Regions from separate parts of the Mus musculus genome. Here all the other regions are linked to region 1. A link is a loop called in an ENCODE intact Hi-C map of the cell type or tissue named here. Cell type or tissue: heart. All regions are shown on one strand.

Region 1 (2,500 bases):
CTGCTGCCCCCCAGGCCCAGTAATGGGTGGGTAATGAGTGCTGGGGGAGTGGGGGAGGGGCGGGGAGGCAGGTGCCACAGGCTCTGGCACCGGGGGCCGCTAATCAGGTTTGCCAACGCCATCTGTCATCGTGCGAGCATCTGGGGCTCAAGGTGACCCTGTCACCCTCAGTTACAATTATGAGTTTGGCATCTGTATTAAAGCTCGCCAGCCGGCCAGGCAGGGGAGGGCTGGGGTGGATAAGGGGGTGCACGGTGAGCCCCATCCCTGGGGTCTGGTTCCCAGGGGCTGTGTAGCTGCCAAGGCAGGGAGCTTCTCTGCACTGTGTGTGTGTGTGTGTGTGTGTTTGTGTGTGTGCGCGCGCGCGCGTGTGTGCGCATGCGTTTGTGTGTTCTCACACAATATGAGTATACACATACTCATCCCAGCCTCCTTTGCTTTTCTTCCTAGTGTGACTGGGCACAGGATTGGAAATCTCAGGGTTTGTTTCTGAGTGGTGGCTGTGTGTCTGAAGGTTTGGTGGGGTGGATGGAGAGAAATGGCAATGATATTGTATGGGTACCCAGGCAAGCATGTCTATGGGTATGCTAAGAGAGGTGTGGTGCACAGTGAGCCCCATCCCTGGCTCCCAGGGGCTGTGTAGCCACCCAGCTTCTCTGCACTCTTCACTTGTCTTTGGATGACAGTGTGTGATAAGGTGTGAGTTCTTGTAGTGTGCGTGACTGTGGGTGTGCGTCAGACGGCATCAGTGCTGAATCTCTTACAGTTGTAGACTGTATGTGTGGTGGAGGTATGAATCTACAATCTGTGTGAAAGATCACTTCAGTGTGTGTGTGTGTGTGTGTGTGTGTGTGTGTGTGTGTGTGTGTGTGTGTGTAGAAGCAGCAGCTGGCAGAGGCTGTAGATATTCACCCCAGATTCTCTCCTTCCCCTTCAGTCTGTGCCTGCTCTTACGAGCCCAGCTCTGATCCAGAGAGTTCTAACAAAGACCCAGGACTCCCGGATATTGCAGGCCTGTTTTGGGTTTCTCTGTTCTGGAGCTGTATTCTCACGTCAGGATTCCAATTTTGAACAATGGAATCTAGACCTTTTGGATACCCTAATTCTGGAATTTGAAACTGGGTTTTAGAATCTGTGTCCTGCATTCTTGGATCTAATCTTCTACATCCCAGGATTTTTGGAGTCTAGAGTCTTTTCTTCTTCCTGAGGCTGGAGACGGAACCTGCACATACTAGATAAAAGCTCTGTTGCCTAGCTCTGTCTTCAGAATCTCAGTGAGAAATCTAAGCAGCTGCTGTACTGAACATTCTGACCCTGACCCCCAGAACCTATACTGTAATTATGAGTTCGAGGACATGGATTACAAAAGCTGAGTTCTGGGTCTGGGTTCTTACTTCTGGGCTCTTATCTCTGTGCTCATCCAGGACCCGTCTCTCTGCCTGGGGTTTCTATAATTAAGCCTTCAACCACAACCCCTAAGGATAGGTGTAGAGGCGCCATTTGACCACCAGGGGCCGCCCTTGATCTAGATTTCACCTAGACTGATCTAGCTGTGGGGCTAAAAGTACTGGTATCACCCAACTTTTTGAGGGGGACTGAGAGTAACTTTCTTATGCTTCTCACCTGAGGACTGATGTCTCTCAGCTCTCACAATTCAACTCTGAATAGTGGGCCCGCTGCCTCCATAGGCCTACAAAAGGGACTCTCAGACACACAGTGTAAGATGTTAAACATTTGAAAAGGCTATGGAGGGCCCCTTGTGACAGCAGTCCCTGTAACCTCTAAAGGTTTGGTTGTTGTTTTGTTGGTTTTTGAGACAGTATCTAGGTAGCCCTGGCTATCTTGGAACTCACAGACACCTACCTGCCTTCAGAGTCCTGGGCTTAAAGATGTACACCACTGTGCCTTAGCTACAAGGTATGATTTTAACTATCATTGGATGATTCTGATGAGGTCCACGAGGTCCAGTGTGTTCTCCAGGACTGTGTCTGTGAGACATTACTCTGACAGGGCGTAGGAGTCCCTGTGCTATGTCATGCTGTGTCTATGATTGCATCGCTATGCCCATAAGGACCATAAGGGCTATAACGTGTGTCCCTGGAGGAAGGCATGCAGGAGTGTCAGGAGCAGTATATGGAAAGGCTGTGCCTCTGCATGAATGATATCTTCTTAGCAGGACAAGGGGGACATTCTGAGAGTATCAAGTTGAGTCAGTGAATAGGCGACAGGGCAGTGGTGACTAGAGACTTGGAGCAGGAATCAGCATTGAATCTCTCAGCCTTTCTCGGGACATTCCCTGTGTCTGGATACATCTGGCTCTACATCTGTCAACCCATGAGTAGACCCACCAGTCTCTCTCTGAACCTGGCTTCATCTAACTTGTGGTCCCACCCCTACCTCATCCTATTGCCAGGCACATCAAGGAGCACAGTGACCCCTCGCCCCCGAGTCTTGGTGCTTTCCTGTTCAAACCTATTCTCTTTCATATCCCTCACTGTTT
Region 2 (2,500 bases), 220 kb after region 1:
TCTATTTCCTGGTATTGGTGAGAAGGGCAAGAGAGGACATTGCACCAGGGGCTTCAAGGCTGCTGAAGGGGCTGTGAGCAAAGCTACTGCTGCTGGCCAACGGGAGGCCCTCTAAACACACACCCACACCCACACCACACCCACACCACACCCACACCACACACCCACCATACACCACACACCCACACTTACACACACACACACACACACACACACACACACACACACACACAGGCTCTCTCCCACTCTGTCTGTCTCTGCTTCTCTGTCTGTCTGTCTGTCTGTCTGTCTGTCTGTCTGTCTGTCTGTCTCTGTTGCATATACATGTCCACATGGGGTTGAAGGCTAGAGGTCAACTTCAGGAGTCATTCCTCATGAGACAACCATCTTGTTTTTTTGAGACAGGGTCTCCCACTCACCTGGCCCTCACTGATTCAGTTAGGCCCCCACGCAGGGTCCTCCTGACTCTGCCTCCCTGGTGGAATTACAGATGCGTACCACCATGCTTGGCTTTTATGTGATTTTTAAAAATGGAATCCTGTGTATATGTGCGTGTCTGACCCCCTGCAGCTGGAGTTCCAGGCAGTTGTGAGTGGCTTGATGTGGGTACTGGGGACCAAGCTCAGGTTCCCATTTGTGTACAGCAAACACTTTCTAAACTGAGCCATATTCCGGGCCCTGACCTTATAGAACTGGACATTCCAAGCGGTGGCTGGGTCTCCAAGTAAGTAGGAGACAAAACACCTCCCTGGAGACTGAGACAAAAGCCTGTTGATAAAGCCACAGCTCAGGGGATGCTTGTTACCGCCCTCTCTCCTGACTGACACACGCCCCAAGCTCTGAACTGGCTCAAGAGAGTATTATTAGGCGGCACTCTTATCCCCTGTTCTTTGTCAACAGTCATAGCCTCAAATCTCGAGGGCCTCTCATACAGAAGTGAGCAGTGTTTACTCTGACCTCCAGGCAGTCCGTCTGTCTGCCTTACAGGGAAGGCCCCAGAGCTGGGAGCTCCTGGGTCATCAGATAATGACGATGTGCAGCGTGAGTCTGACGAGTCTGACGTTCAGGAGGTGCTCCACAGGTGAGTGCTGGTGAGCCCTGCCTGGAGGGAAATCGGGACCCGCTGGCACTTCTGGTATCTGGACCCACCTTTCCCAGCATTGTCACCACAGGCTTTCTTTACTTTCCCTGGGCTCAGGGACTGACAGCAGTTCTTGATTGAGAGCTGCGGGATGCCCAATACTTCACCTTCCTCCCCTGGGATCTCTACACTTTGCTGCCACCTCGAGGCCTCCGGTGGAAATGCAGCCGCTGGTGGCATTGCTAAGGCATTCTCCATGGTTCTAGTAGTGTCCCTTCCCTGATGAGTCTCCCCTCCGGTCCCTTTGGGAGTCACCTTCCTGGTAGATTCCTTGCATTCAGTCCTCATCTCAGACCCTGCTTCTGAGGAATCCCCAATGGAGACAACTTCTAGGTGTTTGGCCACAGATCTCAAGCCCAGGCTCTTTCTGTCATCTGAATGTCACCTGGAGAACTTTATGCTCTCTGTAAAGGTGCATGAAGCGTTAGCCTCACACAGTGGAAGACTGGCTGAGAAGAGGGTGTCTTTTCCTAGTTCTGGAAGCCAGTGTTCCATCTCTGCTTTCTCAAAAGTACCAATGAGTGCAAAGACACCAAGGTATCTGGTATCCACTCAGAGGGGTTAGGCTGCCCTTCCCTGTACCCAGCCATTTGGGTTATCTGTCCTCTTTTGCTCTGTCTACTCTCTTGGCCCAGGGTGCCCCTCTTGGTCAGCAGCGTCTTTTGCTCTCCCTCTCTGTCTCTCCTCACTTGGTCCGGCTCAGTCTGTCGACATTCTCTCTGGACTCCCCCAGGCATTTCTGCCCCCGGTTATACTCTGATTTTTAGTTACAAGAAACTTTCTCTTCCGCCATATCTAGGAGAAGTCATGTCCTTTCCTTTTCTATTTCTTTTCTGTTTTTCATTCAGGGAGTGGGACTTGGGTTGTGTACGGAAGCCCCTCCCTTCTGCTCCCCCCATCACTGCTGCTGGGGTTGTGTTTGTTTTTTTTTTTAGAGACAGTGGTTCCCTATGTAGCTTTGGCTGCTTGGCTGGTCTGGAGCTCAATATACAGACCAGGCTGGTCTCACACTCAGAGAGATCCACCTCCTCTGTCTCCAGAGTGCTGGGATTAAAGGTGAGCACAGCCACGCCATCACACCACTGTGCATAATAGTATTTTTTAGAGGGACAGGGTCTCATAGAGCCTAGGCTGGCCTTGAATTCCTCCTGATTCTACTGCCTCAGCCTCTCAAGACTTAAATTTCCAGTGTGCATCTCACAGCTTGACTAACCATCAGCATTCTGAAACAATCATTAACACAAGCTAAATTTCAAGGTACCTGTGAGCCTTCTAAAATCCTATAAAATAGCTAATTTCTTCTTTCTTTTCCTCTCTTTCTTCCTCTCTTTCTTTTCCTCTTCCTTCTTCCCTCCTTCT
Region 3 (2,500 bases), 230 kb after region 1:
TCGTTCTTCTCGTACAGGAGGTACTTGCCTCTGTCACAGAGAGCTGGTTAGTCAGCAGGGCGCCACCACCTCCCTAAGGCCACGTGTGCTGCCTGGAGGTGGGTGCACGGCAGTGACCCTGGGGGAGCCGAGACCCTGGCTTGAGTGTAGGTATGGGGGACACAGGCAGGACGGAGAGGCAAACACGGGGACACCCTATTTCAGGGTCCTTACACCTTTCAGAACAGGAAGTAGTGAGTTCAAATACCACCCAAGACTCTAAGATCCTTTTGGTATGGCAGGGTCTCCTGAAGTAGCCCAGGCTGATGGAGAAGCTCTGGTCTCCTGAAGTAGCCCAGGCTGATGGAGAAGCTCTGGCCTCCTGAAGTAGCCCAGGCTGATGGAGAAACTCTTCCTGCCTCAGTGTCCCAAGCAGTGCGTGACAGGCCTGTGCCACTGTGTCCAGGGAGCATCTGAACAGGGCAGCTTGGATACAACCCAAGGAGGGACTATGGATCTGTGGTCAGTACCCCCTTGACGAAGCCACTGGGAGACTAGAACGTTAACCAGGTCTGAAGGGGCAAACCCAGGTTCTCAAACTTTCTCATTCGCTCTTCTTTTATGGCACAGGGCTTCTCTGGGAGGCAGGCTGGGCTGGGGCTCCCCATCTTAACATCTTAGCCTCCTGGGCCTCACATCACCCAGTCTTAGACGTCTCCCTTGTTACTGTTTTCCATGCCGGGGAGGGGAGGGGATTGGGCCTGTGCCTTGCTGCTGTGCACACCCAGCACACCCAATCGCTGGCACCGCTTTTTATTTTATTTTACTTTTTTGTGTGTGTGTGTGACAAGTGCTCACTCCTTAACCCAGCTTGGTCTCAAAACTCAGGGTGATCCTCCTGCCTCAGCCTTCTGAGTGCTGAGGTTCCTAGGTATACCCCACCTGACTCTAAAAATCCAAGCTGACCCGGAGTTACCGCTCTGCCTCAGTGTGTGACTGTGGGCCCTGGACCCCGCCTCCCCTGCCGCGTGTCCCACCCACCGACAGTCTCTCTCGAACTCCTTGGACTCGTCCGTGCAGTGGAAGAACTTGCCCTTGAAGAGCTGCACGGCTACCACAGCGAAGATGAACATGAACAGCATGTACACAATGAGGATGTTGAAGACGTTCTTGAGCGAGTTCACCACGCAGTCAAACACGGCCTGCGGCAGGAGGAGGGGTGTGAGGCGGGGAGGGCGTGGTGGTGGGGTTGGGTGAGCTGAAAACATTGGTATGGAACCCAGTGCTTCTGGTACACTAGGCAAGAGTTCTGCCAACTGAGATACATCCCAGCCCTCTGCTTGTTTTAAATAGCTCCGGCTCTGCCTTTCTCCGCCCTGACCTAGCAAAAGGAATCCTGACCTGGGGCAGGGTCTGCCAGCCAATCCCCTTTGCTGCCACCTTCTGGACAAACATAGCAACTACACCCACACATAAAGTCTATGAGGCAGTCAGCATCTCTTTCAACATAGTATTGAGACGGGTCCCCAAAGGACCCAGGCTGACCAGACCTGGGGTTGTCTTTCCCCAGCCCCTGAGTGCTGGGTCCCAGGTGCACACCACTATGTTTCTCAGTGTTGTGTATGGAGCACTGTACAACCTTTTTTGTCTGTGGGTGGCCAGCTCCAGGACCCTCTCTCCAGACCCCAGTCTCACCTTCAGCTTTGGCAGCCGCTTGATGGTCTTTAGAGGTCGTAGCACCCGGAGGACTCGGAGAGACTTAATGGTGTTAATGTCCTTTCCTTTGCTATTGCCACTGTTGAGGGATGTTAGGGTCGGGGAAGGGAAGAGACAAAGCAGAAGTCAGCCTGGGAAGGAGGGGCCCACAACCCCACATGGTCCCCCTTGGCTGGACCTGATGGGCTGATGGATGGTCTAGTTTTGCCCTGGAAACCTGATCACTTTGAGGGATCCTGTTCTCATAGTTTGTTGAAGACCCTGCCTCTGCACTGAGGATTTTTGTTTTTAATTAGTTCTTTTGAGACAATGTCTTACAGTCTTTCTAGGAAGCAATGGCTGGCTCTTCCTTCATCTTCCTCTTCAGTTCTGGGATTGGAGGTGTGCAGCACTGTGTGCAACTGTCTGCACCAATGCTTCCACTGCTCTTTGTAGCAAATCAAAGGCCTGGGAGGTTGGTGAACTGTGAGATGAGACCCACCCTCCTTCTGAAGGCTTCAGAATGCTTCCCCAGTCCCATGTTCCCTAGGCTGAAGGACAGAAGTAACTAGGGGCCAGTCCTTTCAAATACCAACATGATCTCAGGCACGGCTGCTGCTCCAGTCTCCAAGGTCCCTACCTACCTTGGTGGTAAAAAGTAGGACCTGTGGACTTAACCACGAAGACTCCAAAGACACAGAGCTCTTAGCTACCTAGGCCATCAAGAGCTTGAAGATAATGGCTCCCACCCCCACCCAGGGCCCAAACACAAATCCCAGAGTCATGTTTGTCTGCTGGCTTCATGCTCAAGTCCCAGAGGGTGCTG

What was found. Hi-C counts contacts between places; a loop is a spot of excess contacts. Peaks named below come from ENCODE experiments on the same cell type or tissue, not always from the same donor. Only the 100,000 strongest peaks of a DNase experiment are listed, where the experiment ranks them.
Region 2: a loop joins it to region 1, with 9 times the contacts of the local background. A loop is called at or near these places in 16 of 42 quality-filtered maps.
Region 3: it touches region 1 in a loop (4-fold over the local background); 2 of 42 quality-filtered maps call a loop at or near these places.

What each region holds. Positions count from the first base shown.
Region 1 is chr8:84,812,258-84,814,757 of GRCm38, reverse strand. No RefSeq gene overlaps it. Among named protein-coding and RNA genes, the nearest start is that of Dand5, 9.3 kb to the left of the region's middle. In heart, a CTCF peak has its summit at 1,508 (motif pointing right); DNase peaks (open chromatin) are centred at 531 and 1,507; H3K27me3 peaks cover 1,864 bases.
Region 2 is chr8:84,590,988-84,593,487 of GRCm38, reverse strand. The region is part of intron 30 of Cacna1a (calcium channel, voltage-dependent, P/Q type, alpha 1A subunit); the gene reads right to left. Among named protein-coding and RNA genes, the nearest start is that of Gm32854, 3.5 kb to the right of the region's middle. In heart, no CTCF peak of the experiment used is centred here; a DNase peak (open chromatin) is centred at 1,207; H3K27ac peaks cover 471 bases.
Region 3 is chr8:84,578,744-84,581,243 of GRCm38, reverse strand. It overlaps Cacna1a (calcium channel, voltage-dependent, P/Q type, alpha 1A subunit), which reads right to left. Exons shown (of 47, transcript NM_007578.3): 25 at 1,675-1,774; 26 at 1,021-1,181; 27 at 1-30. Among named protein-coding and RNA genes, the nearest start is that of Gm32854, 8.8 kb to the left of the region's middle. In heart, a CTCF peak has its summit at 1,427 (motif pointing left); no DNase peak of the experiment used is centred here; H3K4me3 peaks cover 411 bases; H3K27ac peaks cover 252 bases.